Regions from separate parts of the Mus musculus genome. Here region 2 is linked to region 1. The links are chromatin loops, found by intact Hi-C in ENCODE. Cell type or tissue: heart. All regions are shown on one strand.

What was found. Hi-C counts contacts between places; a loop is a spot of excess contacts. Peaks named below come from ENCODE experiments on the same cell type or tissue, not always from the same donor. Only the 100,000 strongest peaks of a DNase experiment are listed, where the experiment ranks them.
Region 2: a loop joins it to region 1, with 2.3 times the contacts of the local background. A loop is called at or near these places in 2 of 42 quality-filtered maps.

What each region holds. Positions count from the first base shown.
Region 1 is chrX:53,367,236-53,375,235 of GRCm38, reverse strand. Mospd1 (motile sperm domain containing 1) reads left to right here and starts at 4,677. Exons shown (of 6, transcript NM_001290514.1): 1 at 4,677-4,814. In heart, no CTCF peak of the experiment used is centred here; DNase peaks (open chromatin) are centred at 4,655, 5,245 and 5,495; H3K4me3 peaks cover 2,020 bases; H3K27ac peaks cover 1,893 bases.
Region 2 is chrX:52,991,981-52,999,980 of GRCm38, reverse strand. Hprt (hypoxanthine guanine phosphoribosyl transferase) reads right to left here. Exons shown (of 9, transcript NM_013556.2): 2 at 784-890. Among named protein-coding and RNA genes, the nearest start is that of Hprt, 7.9 kb to the right of the region's middle. In heart, no CTCF peak of the experiment used is centred here; no DNase peak of the experiment used is centred here.

The sequences.
Region 1 (8,000 bases):
AGTGTGTGTGTGGGAGAGAGAGAAAGAGAGAGAGAGAGAGAGAGAGAGAGAGAGAGAGAGGTGGGGGGGAGAGGGGAGGGGGGACAGAGAGGCTCAGGAGTGTGTGTTATGAAATTAGAAAATGGAAAATGATCATGAGAGGGGAGGAAGAGATGTTGACATGAAAGCAGTATGGTAGACTGCTTATGAGAACAAAGGGAACCAGCCACAGGGGAAGAAAGCAAAAAGGAAGGGGTAAATTAGAAGGCAGAATGATACATATGTATGGAAATGCCTACAGTTTACTTTGTATGCTTACTTAAAAAACAAAACATATATAATGTATCATCCCCAAGAATTTGCAATAAAGCAATTTGATTCCTAAGCACATATGGCTAAATTGTAGAACATTAAGAATTTTAGTAACAGAGCTGGAGAGACAGCTCAGTGGTTGGGAGAGCTTGATGTTCTTACAGAGGGCCTGGGTTCAATTTCTAGCACCCACATACTGCATCACAACCACCTGTAACTCCAATCCCAAGAGATCTGCCACCCTCTTCTAGCCTCTGCAGAATGCACACAGAGCATTCACATACATACATATATGTACACACACATGAATAAAAATAAATCTTCAAAAAATTTAAATTGAAGAATTTAAATAAAAAAACCTCTTATTTTGAAAAGTATAATACAGTTTATGGAGTCATATACACTACACATGTTACCATATTAGAATCTCCTAGGAGCTTGTACATCACATAGGGATAAGGATCTCTGTCCCTACTTTGGGGTTACAGAAACTTTGTTGTTATAGAACATGGTCTTCAGAGAAAACAGATGCTCTCTTCCTCAGACCAACTAAACCATGGCAAGAAACCATCACAATCAGGCTTACAGACTATTGATACTCCTTCAAAACAAAACAAAACAAAACAAAACAAAACAAAACAAAACAAAACAAAACAAAACAGGCCAGGCTGGGTCAATAGACCCTTACCTGAAGGTCCAGCCATTCTGCCTAGCCATTTGTATGTATGTAATTCTGTCCTCATTATCTTGGCCTCAGTGTGTAAAGACTTTCCCAAGTGGCTGCTTTAGGGTCACTCATCCAATCATAGGCAACCCCTCACTTATGTTCTATAAGTAAACCCCACATTCCTTGATACTTCAGGTTGAACTTCAGTGGAATCATGCTTTGGTTTGTTATAAGGAGGAGGCAGACTTTGTTTTTCATCTCTCCAGGAAAGGACTTTTCTGAACATCACTTATAATATAGTCTATTATAATACAATTAAAAAGCCGACACACCTTAAATGATGGAAGAACAACTCAAAGGCACCCACTGTTAGATCACAGGAGGAGATCAGCCATTCTATCTAGTATATTCTCTAAACTGGTAAGCCTGTGGCATCCCCAAAGTAGGGAGGATCAATAGGATCAGCTTCCTAAATTAAGGTGTGGGATATCCTATCTAGTATCTTCCTGTGATGGCTATTCCTTTTCTCTTTTCTTTTTTCTTTCTTTCTTTCTTTCTTTCTTTCTTTCTTTCTTTCTTTCTTTCTTTCTTTTTTGTTTTTGTTGTTGTTGTTGTTGTTGTTTTGTTTTTCAAGACAGGGTTTCTCTGTGTAGCCCTGGCTGTCCTGGAACTCACTCTGTAGACCAGGTTGGCCTCAAACTCAGAAATCCACCTGCCCCTGCCCCTGCCCCTGCCCCTGCCTCCCAAGTGCTGGGATTAAAGGCGTGCACCATCACTGCCCGGCTGTGATAGCTATTTTTGGTTGTCAACGTGACTACATTTGGAATGAACTACAATCCAGAAATGGAGGGCACACTTGTGATCCAGATCTTGAGGCATAGTGGCCATGAAAAGTTTAGGCCCAGGCAAGGTAGTATACACTTTTAATCCCAGGAGACAGGCAAGCAGATCTCTGAGTTCAAGGCCAGCCTAGGACAAAGCAAGTTCCAAATCCAGGTGTGGTGGTACACACTCTTAATCTGGGCCATGCCTTCTGCTGGAAGCCTACACAAGGACAATGGGGAAAAAAAAGAAGTGTTTGTGCTTTGTTGTTTTGCTTGCACTTACTTGCCAGCACAGACAATTGAAGCCACTTCTTCAGGATTCCAGTTTATACAGAAGACAAGCCCTCTAAGCTCAGAGACCATTTACCTTCTAAAGTTTACAAATGCAAAGCCTTTCCTTTGTTCTGTGGGTGGCTGCAGGACTGTCACCATATTCCAGCTTCCCCTCAGCACATCTCCCTGCCCACTTTGGCAAAAGACTTTATGTCACAAACAATGCATAAGGTTTGAAATGATGAGGGGCCTGAACCATAGGAATCAAAAAGCCCCCCCCCCCAAAAGAAAAGTAGTATATCTGCCTAGAAACTCAATCAATGTCGGTGGCACCATATACTTTTCTACACTGGCTTCTCAGATGAGCTCTATCAGTTATGTCTTCCACAACCACATATTTTACCACAAACCAGTCTGACCTGCAAGAGGAGTACAAGCTTTGGTCCTTTTGCAATGTTTGGCTGCCTAACCAGTTTATTTGCAAAAACAACACTTGGTCAGGTCAAGATGGAGAGCTGTGCTAGTGAAGAAAGAGTGACTGTCATACGAAGCCTTGCTTGGAGTCCTTTCTGGGCCTACTTAGGATTTCTGATGCAATAGAGGCAAAGTATCACATATAATTAAATTGCATACTGTCTTAGTCAGGGTCTCTATTCCTGCACAAACATCATGACCAAAAAGCAAGTTGGGTTGGGGAGGAAAGAGTTTATTCAATTTACACTTCCATGCTGCTGTTCATCACCAAAGGAAGTCAGGACTGGAACTCAAGCAGGTCAGGAAGCAGGAGCTGATGCAGAGGCCATGGAGGGATGTTCCTTACTAGCTTGTCTGTCTACAAGAGATGACTATTTCATAGTTATCATTCCCCATTACTTTGAGTCTTCATTAGGATCATCTTCATAGATCCCAGGAAGTTACCACTGCTCTTGATTTCCACATTTCCCCCTTGATCACTAATTGAGAAAATGCTTTACAGTTGTATGTCATGGAGGCATTTCCTCAACTGAAGCTCCTTCCTCTGTGATAACTCCAGCTGTGTCAAGTTGACACAAAACTAGCCAGTACATATACGAATGTATTGTAGAAGGGGCACGATGCTGGAAGCAATGGCCTCTTCTGAGGGAATAGGACATGGTTACCTATATCAGGAAGAATTGCAAAACAGAATTAGCAGTGTTCTTTGCTAGTAGAATAGGGGTCAACAGTTTTTATGAAAGCGTCTGGTGGATTTAGTGGTACATGCCTGTAATCCCAGCATGATAGGAGGATCACTGCAAGTTAGAACCATCTTGGCCTCCATAACGTGTGTCAGACCAGCTAGCGCTATAGTCAGGCCACGTTTCAGACAAACAAATAAGACATGTCGTTCTTATGGAAGATTCTGAAAGGTTAGTTGGGAAAGTGACATTTCCCCTGGATCCTGAAAGATAGGTGTTCAAAAGACAGATAAGAGCATTGCACAAAGTCTGTGAGTAAAGGTCTCAGAGCCTAGGGCCCAAGTGATATCTACTGTTATAGACCCATTGATTAAGAGTAATGAGGAAGGTTTTGGGTCTTATACTTGTGCAGAGGGTACCCTTGGACCGTATTGTTCCTTTTTGAACATAATTAAGTTTGAATTTTGAAGTGTTTTCCATTTCATTTACTTTTCTTTTTTGAGACAGGGTTTCTCTATCCTGGCTGTCTTGTGTCCAGCACACTGGGTCTTGCTAGGTAGGCCAGGCTGCTGAGATATGAAGTCCTTGGGGTCTTTGGGACTTTGCCCCTTTGGTGCTTGACTTAACAGTTGTCCATTGTTCCTAGCCGAAAAGTCTTTTCTCTCTCATTTGTTGTTTGCTTGGTGTTGAGATGGGGTCTCATATATAAGCAGGCTGGCCTCAGTCTCAAAGATCTACTGCTTCCCCTTCTAAGTGCTAGGATTAAAGCCCTGTAGCAGCATACCTGCCTGAAAGACTCTAAGAATAGAGTACAGACCTGAGAATAGAGATTTCCCCTTTAAAAGTCAATTGTTATTTTGTAACTCAAATTTGTCTTAACTCAGGATCCTCCTGCCTCAGCCTTTGAATACTGGGATTATAGTCTTGTTCTACCATGCCAGGCTTGAAAAGCTTTAAGTAGAACAGCAGGGTCACCTATACCTTAGACTGAGCCAACTGGATTGCTGTCTGGGCAATAGTTTAGACAAAGTAACAGTAGAAAGAATGAATCCAAATAGGAAGCTACTGTAGCAGCATGAACAAATCCTGAACAGTCTGCTTTGCGCCGATGATAGAGTGGAGAAAGAGAGCTAGTGCTTAATACAGAGTCTCAGAGGAAGAGTCACAAGCCTTGGGTATTCATTGTATGGAATGCATTCTGAGTTGGGGAGAGGAGTGAATGAGGCAGACGTCAAAGGTCACCACCAAATGAGTGCAAAGAGATTGCACTCAGAGAAAGCCTCTAATCCTCTGGGGGCGGGTGAGGGGGGCGGAGGAAAAGGAGGGGCGGCCAGAGGACAAAGGAAGTAGTTTGAAGCATAGAGAAGGAAGAAACCCCAGAAGCCAGGTGGCAACACAGAAGCCCCGCCCCCGGCTAGACCCCGCCCCGGGCCCGCCTTTCCTTCCTCTTCTCACCCACCCCCCAGTTGCGACTCATCCTCCTGGGCGGGGAGAGGTGGCAGTCGAGTCCTCCCATATCCCAGCAGGCAGTGCAGTCTGGAGACTCTGACAAAGGAGCAGGGAGCAGTCGCAGCTGCTTTCCGAGGAGCCAGTGTTGCTGAGGTGAGAGTCCCTCAATGTCCCGTCACCCACTTTCTCTGACTTGCGGGGAAGACATGGAACTTACATGGCTGAGACCTCCCCCTCCGGTGTAGACAATGCCAGTACCCGTAGCCAGAGCTTGGCTCTGTGACTGACAGCAGGGCTGTTCAGTGCCGGGCTAAGGTGGGTGGCGGGGACCGGGCAGCGGGTCCACCGTTCTTGGACTGTTGGTGGCCCTTCTGCAGGGTCTCCAGGGCCAGCAGAGTTGTGTAGCTACCCCTGCCTAGACGAAGGCAGCCTCCGAAACCTCCCGCTGCCTGCCCGACAAGAGTTCAGTTGCCTTGGGGATGCAGCTCTAGGGACAACTCTTTGGCGGACATTGCCTGGAGGGCTGTGGGAGGGAAGTCAGTCGACTACCTAGTTTGGGATGACCCTGTCCTCGCCCTTCCTGCAGTTCAGCCGTTCCCCCCCGCGAGCAACTGGACGGAAACGGGGCGGGGGGCGACCGGAGCCAGGCGTCCCAGGATGGCTTTGCCTGAAGGGGCATGAAGGAAAGTAGAGAGACTGGGAGGGAGGGTGGTTGGTGGTCGAAGCAAGTATCTTCTTGGAATTACATAGGGGAGAAAGGAGGTAAGTGGCCTGTATCCTTACCCCTCCCTGGACCTCTGCACAGATCCTGATGGTTGCACCAGCTGCTCAGCTGTAAACAGGCTCACATGACCAGTTTCACATGGAGCCGGGTAGTGTGGAGATAGGGCTGTAAAGGCTGGGCCCCAAGCAGGTGGGGCTGGTCTTAGGCAGGAAGGTTTTAGCCCCTCCCTAGACCTCAGCCCTTAATCTTCTGCTGTTTCCCTCTGGGGAAAGTAACTGACATTTGTCTTTCTCTCACTGAAGTAGCATTGCTGTGCTAGTAGAATGGAAGGAAAGTTCACTTGGGAAAGCCACAGGGCAAGTAAGAAGTGCAAAGGGTCCTAGTATTTTGTCCTTTAAGGACATTTTAAGAGAAAGTAACCCTGAAAAAAAGTTCAAGTTCCTAAATTTTGCCTAAAAGGCAGTCCTGTTCTATTGGAACACTTTTTGTTTTTAATGTGAATTCCAGACAGGAGAAAGTCTACTCTTTTCGGGAAAGGCACACATGGGATTTAATACATTCTTAGTGACGAAAATCTTGTCCACACTTCCTGTAAGTATTAGGAAAGCTCTTTGTGTATAAAATACTACAGTCAGGAAATTGAGTAAGGAGTAGACAGCCAGCTTTTCAATTACACGTATATTTCATATATTTGGTATAGATCGGTGGTAAGTTTGGAGAACAGGAAACATGGCCAAATGTGTCTTTAAAATTTTTCAGTCCGTATTCTCAAACAGGATGTGAGATTAAACTGGTTTTTGAGGGATATGTAGAACTCACAGTGCAATAGAGGTTTCCTGCCGTGCCAGGACACTTGAAATTTTCGAATTTTTCAAATTTAAAGGGGGTTTTGGTAGACCCCCTTTACATGTAGTACACACTTGAGTGTAATGTGCAATATTCTATAGTAGAGTACTAATAGGCAAAGGCATGTTTAGTCTCAGATATTTTATATTTTTTCTCATAGAGGATTTACATGCAAATTCACCATCTGAAAACATAAAACAAACTACAAAAGCCATCCCATTCCTTCCTTAAGCCTAATAAAGACACTCACTGGGCTGAATGTATTGGCATAGCCCTTTAATTCCAGTACTCAGGTGGCAGAAGTAGGAAGGTGAATTTCTGTGAGTTCTAGGCTAGCCAGGTCTACATAGTGAGATGTCTCAAAATATTGCTACCCTCCTCCAACCTTTAAAAAAATGGTTCAAGATAAGATGGATAGTCTCTGGAGTTCTGCATGTGAGTTCCAGGACAGCCAGAGCTACATACATACATACATATATAAGCACATGACATGTATGCACACACAAAAGCAAAAAGAGAGGGTTTAAGATAGAAAATTGAGAACATTTTAATCTTCCCTAAAAGCAAAGAAGATAATGAGTGATATTGTAAAGGCTGTCTTGTCACCCCTTAACTGTCTGGAGAATCTTTACTTACAATAAATATATTAAGCGATTTATTTCTTAAATGTTCTAGATTTCCTCATCTTTATTATGAGGATTTGTTTTAATCTCTATGGACCTCAGTAGCTCTCAGGCTACCAAAGAGTATACAGTTTGGATGGGGGTGGGGAAAGGAGTTGAGACAGTCTTACTATGAATCCTCGGCTAGCCTGGAACTCATTATGTAGCTCAGGCCTGCTTCAAAGTCTAGACAGTTTGTCTGTCACAGGCTTCCAAATGTTGGGGATACAGGTGTGAGGCACCATGCCTGTAAAGTGTGCAATTTTTGACAGATAACTACTTTTGGACAAATGTGTTGGCCAAGTAAAGCAAGAGGTAGCTATGTAGAATCATGATAGAAATGCAAGTTGTATCCTGGAAGAGTCTCTTGGCAAGTGGCTCTATGGGATTTGGGGGCCTGCCTAGTCTACATTGTGAGTACCAGACCACCTGGGTTACATACTGAAACTCTTGTCTCAAACAAACAAACAAAAAAAGATTCTCAGGAGGTAAACTAGTCATTTAGGTTGACCTGTACCTGTCTTGCTTTTCATCAGGTAATTGAAGATGGCCCCAGCTAAATCATACCTCCCAAATTAGAAATAACAGCTCTGCTAGGCTCTCTTGACCTTCAGGGTGTAGCCCAAAGTCTAATTCTTTCAGTTCAGTTCAAGCTTCTTCTAGAATTAAGCGGGTTCTGCGATTTTAGTGATTGGGATGGGTAACTTCACGTTGACCCAGGCCTGGCTTTGATCACCTGAACCAGTGCTTGGATTTCAGCTTTTTCAGAACTTGTTTGTGTCAACACATCCTGATACCATCAGTCTTAGATTGGTTCTTGCCAACTAAACTCACAGAAAATGTGAATATGTTAATATGTCAACCTACTGGCTTACAATGAGTGGCAGAAAAGCCAAGTATACCAGAAGGGTCATGTCTAAACTAAGAGAACCTTTGCTCTTGACTTTAAAGAACCACATAGGAATTGCTTCCTCCTCCTTTTTTCTTGGGTCTATTGATTGATAGATTCAACAGGATGACAGCTTTTATGTAAAATCCACTGCAGTGACACATTTGTATGACTGCACTTTAGTCACCTGATTGACCTTTGGTCACTGAAAACATCTC
Region 2 (8,000 bases), 380 kb after region 1:
GAGAGAGAGAGAGAGAGAGAGAGAGAGAGAGAGAAAGAGAAACGAACTTTAAAAGTAGAAAGCCTTAGGGCTAGAAAGATAGTTTATCAGTTAAGATCCTTACTGTTTTTGCAGAGGACCTAAAGTTCAGTTCCCAGCACCCATACACAGTGGTTCACAATGGTCTGTAACTCCAGTTCCAGGGAATCCATCACAATTCTGACATCCTGGAATACATATGCTTCACATACATACATGCAGGCACTCACACATACAAGTAAAAAATAGAAAACATTTATTCTAATAAGTTGGCTTAGCTTATATTCAAACATCAACTACTCAACAGTTGCTAAGTTAGAATTAATACAAGAAAAAAAACCCTTTGGCTGGAGAGGTGGCTTGGCGGGTGAGAGCACTTGGGCACGCATCAGGCCCTAAGTTCAGATCCCCCAGTACCCATATAAAAACCAGATGTGGTTGCACCTGCTTGTAACGTCAGCACTGGGGGGCAGAGACAAGCAGATCCCTGGGTCTTGCTAGCCAGGCAGCCTAGCCAAATCAGTATGTATGCCCCAGGTTCAGCAAGAGACACTGATTCAAGGGAATAAGAGAGCAACAGAGTAGGACACCTAATGTCCTTCTCTGGATTCCATGTACATGCAATACACTTCACATATATATCACACATGCCTCTCCTCTCTCTCTTACACACACACACACACACACACACACACACACACACACACACACACACACACCACACACACACCCTCTAAAAATAACTTCAATCGAGGTCTTACTAACCTGTCCATAATCAGTCCATGAGGAATAAACACTTTTTCCAAATCCTCGGCATAATGATTAGGTATACAAAACAAATCTAGGTCATAACCTGGTTCATCATCGCTAATCTGCAAAAGAAAGACAGCTGTTTCAAAGTGGAGCATTATAAGATATCAACATTTAATTACGTTTAGATAATAAGTCTTAGTTTAACAGAGGAATTTAGCTACAAGAGGGTATGTAGAGCAGTTAAATGTTACCGTTTTGTAATAGATTATACTTCTCTAAGAAAGCCATGCTGCGTCTTACTGCTGAATAGAGTCAAGAATGAAAAGTAAAACATGACACAAAATTTCCTTTGAAGCACAAAGAGAAAAAGAAAAATATTAAAGAGGTATGAAAAATGTGGCAAAAATAAATATTTTAGGCATGAAAGATTAGTATATACACTTTATTTTTGGTTTTTTGAGGCAGGATTTCTCTGTATAGCTCTGGCTGTCCTGGAACTCACTCTGTAGACCAGGCTGGCCTCGAACTCAGAAATCCACCTGCCTCTGCTCCCAAGTGCTGGGATTAAAGGCGTGCGCCACCACTCCCGGCTCTACACTTTCTACTCTTATACATTTTAAGAACTTTTGAACCATTTTTTGTGTGTGCATGTGTTTATGGGTGTGTATATATATTTATATGCAGGTACATGTGCATACGTATGGAGTTCAGAGATTGAAATTGGGTCTAAAAAATTCACTTCTTATGTTTTGAGACTGAGTCTCTCATTGAACCTAGTTAACCAAATTTGCTAGTCTAGCTTGCCAGGAAGCCCAGGGGTCTCCCTGTCTCTGTCTTCTCCATGCTGGGGTTACAAACGCAGGTCCTGAAGATGACATGGCAGACACTTTACAGAATGGGCCATCTCCCCAATCCCCTAAAATATGTTTTAACACAGTATATTCTAGTAAGTTAAATAAAATATCACGGGGCTGGTGAGATGGCTCAACGGTTAAGAGCACTGACTGTTCTTCCAGAGGTCCTGAGTTCAAATCCCAGCAACCACATGGTGACTCACAACCATCTGTAACGAGATCTGATGCCCTCTTCTGGTGTGTCTGAAGACAGATACAGTGTACCTACATGTAATAAATAAATAAATCTTAATAAATAAATATCACACAGAATAAAAATAAAAACTGGTATTAACCATCTAAATTCTCTAAATTCTCAGAATCCACCCCCCTGTGTGTGTGTGTGTGTGTGTGTGTGTGTGTGTGTGTGTGTGTGTGTGTGTAGGTCACCAAAAAAAACTGATCCTTTACAAACTCAAACTTAGAAGTCTGAGATGGTTACAACTTACTAATAAGATAATTTTACAGAAGATATTCCAAAATTGTTTTGCATTGTATAATATTGGTTATATTAGTATGCCCAGAGCCCAGCATACAAAACATTTAATAGCATTAATTAGGGTTATGGTACTTTGGGGGTAAAATATATTATGTTAGTTTTATAAATATACATGCACCTGTACACACAGAAAAAAGTACAGCAAAATCATTAAAGCAAGCTAAATATGCTGGACATCCCTACTAACCCAGTACTTGGGAAGATGAGGTAGAAGTTCCTGAATTTTAGGCCAGCAAGGGTTACTAAGTGAATCCCAAGCCATCTAGGAGCTACCAAGACCCTGTCTTTAAAAGTATCCCCAAACTCCAAATCATAAAAGCCATTTGACAGTGAATTATAGTGAGATATGGGGGGCGGGGGGGTGTCATGGATCCTAAACTGGCCTAAAACTCACTATGCAGTTGACCTTCAACTTCTGAAGCTTCTCCTTCTTTTAGATTATGAGCATGAGTATATCACACCCAGTTTATGCGATGCTAGGTGTCAAACCCAGGGTTTCATGCATACCGGGCAAGCACTCCAGCAACCAAGCTCATCTCCAGCCCTCTTTACACTAAAAGCAAAACAAAAACTAAACTACAAGAAAAGCTTAAAAGATCATAAGTTAATCTATTAATCAAAACTTAATGAGAGGGGCTGGAGAGATGGCTCAGCGGGTAAGAACACTGACTGCTCTTCCGAAGGTCCTGAGTTCAAATCCCAGCAACCTCACGGTGGCTCACAATCATCTGGAATGAGATCTGATGCCCCCTTCTGGTGTGTCTGAAGACAGCCAACAGTGTACTTATCTATAATAATAAATAAAAATCTTTTTAAAAAAACTTATTGAGAGAAATAAGCCAGGAAGAATTAGACTACTCAATCTTACATGACATTCCCAACTTTTAAGCCCCATCTAAGAAGCAGCAGTCCCTGGCACGGTGTTGTAAGAACTAAAGCATCAAGCTGCACATGGTGTCACACATCTCTAATGCCAGCACTCGGGTACAAAGGCAGGGATAATCACGAGTTAAAGGCCAAGGTGACCTACATAGAGAGCTCCTGCCCCCATCCCAAAAAATCCTCTAAACCGAATAGACTACAAGACCTGGTTGTCTACGCTCTGGCAGTTTTCAAGGAATATTGGCCAAATCATAACTAAATTTCATCATATCTGTGAATTCATACAGAGTTCTTCCTTTCAGTTAACGTTTTATTAGGTGCTTTCGTCACAAGTGGTTTGACTTTGAAAAAAATTAAAATTACATAAGTTTACGTTCTTTGCAGAATTCACTTGCCATTGTTTTTGAGATGGAATTGCATTGCATAGCTCATGCTGGTTTCAAACTCACAACCCTTCTTCTACTTTCCAAGTACTGGGACTGTCAACACCCAGCTCAGAATTCAGATATATTTTGAGGTTTCTCCCAGAGAAAAAAATTAAAAGTTGTATAGTCTGTCTGTCTCTCTGTTTAGTCACAAAAGGTCTATTTTGAGCTCAATGTTTGATAGAATTTTATTTATTTTTAGGTCTGTTCACAAGAACCTGCAGCATGCAGAATACTGATTTATTCTTAAATACACATGTATTTTTTTTCATAATCAGAAAAATTTGTGAAACATTATGGCAATTTCTTTAAAAAATTAGAGAGCTAAAAAAACCTGCTTAACATTCACTTAATATTTATATTAGGACATTTAGTAACAAAAATAGAAATTGGGCATTTGTATCATACAAAGGAATATTCAAAGAGTATTTTACAAAAAAAGCATTTTTGTAAGTTCTATAAAGCAAATTTTAGTTCATGTTTTGGGGAAAGATGACAGACTGCTCAATTTTATAAGATAACAACAATAAATATTCAGGCCAGGCTCATGAGAACTTATGTACTACCTGACAAAAATAAAGCTGGATTATTTCAAAGTACCTTAGAATCAAAATTAGAATACCACAATGACTTTCCTGAGGCATTCTCATACCCTCTGCCCACTCACTCTGTTTCTGCCTTAAGCCTATCACACCCAGGTTTCATCAGACTACTGCACCTACTAAAATAGCTCAATGCCTGGTTACAGGTTCTACAGGTAACCTACCTAAGAACTTCAAAGACTGTTTCAATTAAAGACAAATCCAATGTGAACTCTGCCAAGTTCATCCCAGTCTTTTTATGTGTGTTTGAGACAGGGTCTTACTATGTAACTCTAGCTGTACTGGAACTAGCTATATAGATTAGGTTGGCCTCAAACTTGCTATGATCTTCCTCCCTCTGCCTCTGAGTGCTGGGATTACAGATGTGCACCCAAGTAGTCTAAGAATACAAACATCAGGAATTACTCAAAAATAGGAATTCTATTTCCATCAACACACCAATGCAAAAGTCTTGATTTCTAATTAAAACAAATTCATATCTGAGAATTTTTGTTTTGTTCCTCTGAAATGCTTATAGTTATTTTAACATTAAAAAATTTGTTTCTGATTTCAGATTGCCTTGGCTCTGCAGTACACCATAAACTTAATCTCACGACATAGTCTAAGCTATCCTCAAACCCGGGGCAATCTTTCTGCCTCGGCTTCTCATATGATGGGTTTATGGGTATGAACCATCATACCCAGTTTATTAAAGCCATATCAACATAATTCTTCTCCAAAATGCAAAAAGTCTTACAACTCTTCACTTGAGATTGTGTGTGTGTGTGTGTGTGTGTGTGTGTGTGTATTTATGTGGTCATGCATGTGTGAACACAGGTGCACAGATGTGACGGTCACATTTCTGTCCATTCTAAAACTTTGAACATGCTGATTACTAGTCATAAAATTCAAAACAATTTTTCTACTATCTATTATTCTCTCTCACACACACACCCTTTCCTGTCTCAACACTATGTGACCCGGGCTGGCTTGGAACTCTTCCTGTCCTTGTTGGGGATTTTTTGTTTTGTTTTGGAGGGTTTTTCGAGACAGGGTTTCTCTGTATAGCCCTGGCTGTCCTAGAACTCACTCTGTAGACCGGGCTGGCCTCGAACTCAGAAATCTGCCTGCCTCTGCCTCCCAAGTGCTGGGTTCAAAGGCATGCACCACCACTGCCTGGTACTATACAACTCTTAATTCACAATAGTTTTCTTCTCTGAGACAGTCTCATGAGCTCAGGCTGGCTTTGAACTCACTATGTAGCTGAACCTTCTCCCCCTGTCTCCCAAGTAGTCATTTTAGGACTCACTTCCATTTAATGGAGTCTTGTTTGGGCTCATGAACAATGTTATATTTTACTATAAAGAGACTTAAACAATCCAAATTGTAGACAATAACCTGACATTCCAAAGGTCGTATTAGCTTAGGTTCATTTCCTTTTTCATATTATTTCTGATAATGTACCTGTGTAACAGGAAATTTTATGTGTAAATCACAAGGATTGTCTTTCATGTGATTGCCATTATTACAAATGTGCACATTTTATAATAGGGATTTGTGCTGGGCATGGTGGCACATACCTATAAACTCAGCATTTAGAAGTCTGAGACAGAAAACTACTAGTTCTTGGCTACACAGTGAGACACTAGCTTAATTCAAATATATTAAAATTTTTCAAAAACAAATAAAACTTTTTAAAAAAAATCTCAAAAAAAGCAGATGATAAGCTATCCTTGAGATAATTTATATTATGTCTGGATATGATTAAACAAAAATTATAATTTATTGATAGATACTCCTAAATATGAAAACAACTTAAAATGGTACTATGTTCATTTTCTTTTTTTTTATCAGTCCTACAAATAACATACATAGAGTATTTGTTTCCTTTCCAAGGGTTAAAGCTATAAGAAAAATTAAAATAAGGTAGTAGACTACTCAGCCCAGGAATAAGTTATAACCACTCTAGGCAAGTAGGCCTGTAACTACCATATCTGTAAGGACATGAATTAAAAAAAAAAATCTTGCCGGGCGGTGGTAGCACACGCCTTTAATCCCAGGACTCGGGAAGTAGAGGCAGGTGGATTTCTGAGTTCGAGGCCAGCCTGGTCTACAGAGTGAGTTCCAGGACAGCCAGGGCTATAAAGAGAAACCCGGTCTTGAAAAACCAAAAAAAAAAAAAAAAAAAAAATCTTTCCCTTTACTAATATGCATAGTAGAATCATAGATATTTTGACACTAAACAGCAAGAAAAAACTGAAAGTAGTTTTCAAAGCAATTTGAAGTGTCTGAATTCCTACTAGTAACAAATTATTTAAATGGTAGTTATTTTGGTAGTCCTCAACAGGAAAATAACAAGTGTATCTCAATATTACTATTACTGGTAGTAATTAACACTTCTATGTGATCTATCAATGTTAGTAAATCCACCTAACATAAAATTACAGAAAGACAGAACAAACACAATTTCAATACCCCTTTACTATAGGGGAGAAAAATGACATGGACCATTGTTTAATCTAATTAATTATGGAATAAAACACATTCCACTGGGAATAGGGTGATACACCTGTAGTCCTAAGTACCTGGAAAATTAAGGCAGGGCTAGCCTGGGCAACACAGCCAGATCCCATCTCAGGCTGCTGAGACGGTAGGGTGGATAAAAGAACTTGCTGCCAAACTTAATCTGAATTTAATCCTAAGGATCTACATCAGAGAATTACAGAATCAACTAAGGCAAGTTAGTCAGGAGACTAAGGCAGGAGGATTCCAGGTTTGAGAAATTTCTCTTGGTCCCACCCCTAGACAAAGAACTACAGGCAACCAATGACAACTGTGAGAAGAATTAGTCACGCCCAGGAAGAGCTCCCTTTTTGGCTATCCATTGCGGAGTGAGCAACCTTGAACCCATTTACACACAAACAAGTATATGTGCACATACATACATACATACATACATACATACATACACATGTGTAGGTAACAATGATAATCAAAGAAAAAGATTCTAGGGTGGGCAAATGGGAAGAACTGGAGGGAGAAAAGGGAAGGGGAAAATGATATAATTCCATTTAATTTGTCAAGTGTTGTGACTCATAGCATACCTTGAATCCTAGCACTTGGAAGGCAGAGGCAGGCAGATTTCTGAGTTCGAGGCCAGCCTGGTCTACAGAGTGAGTTCAAGGACTGCCAGGGCTATACAGAGAAACCCTGTCTTGAAAAACCAAAAAGAAAAAAAAGGAAAAGAAATTTAAAAAAAAACTGTAAAGGTCTCTGAACTACCAATTGCACAAAAATAAAAAAGTGAAAATTCAATTCATGATAGTCATTAATAAAATAAGTTAGCTGTTTTTTCTTTCATCTAAAATTTACAAAGTAAAAAAAAAAAAAAACTACAAGACTAGGCATAGCAGTCTATGCTCATAATCCCAACACTTAAGAGACTAAAACGGATTCCCAGTCTGAGACAAGCCTGGCCTATATAAAGAAAATATATCCCAGACTAAATAAAGTAAACTAATCCCTCACAAAAAGAACCCCACCCAAAACAATAATAAAACTGTAAGGCATCTTTTTTCTGATATAATTAAGTCTTTTTCCCACCTGCTACAATAATCCAGATTATTTTTATCCAAATAAGATAGACATATAACAGAGGTAACAAGAGTATAAAATTTACATAAAGAAACCTCTAAGAGGGACTATTCCCATTTTTTGGTGATCAAAATAATTCATTTTGGTCTTATTTATAAATGGATGTTATTTTAGACACCATTGATAATAATAAAATAGTGTTAGGCAAAAACTACAATATTTAACCAATTCTGAGAGAAAAAAAAAACCATGGGCTAGAAAGACGGCTCAATGGTTAGGAGTACTTAGACTGCCTGGTTAGGCCTCCGTGGGAGACCTGCTGGGACTAGATGCCCAGAGTGGGGTATGAGCAAAG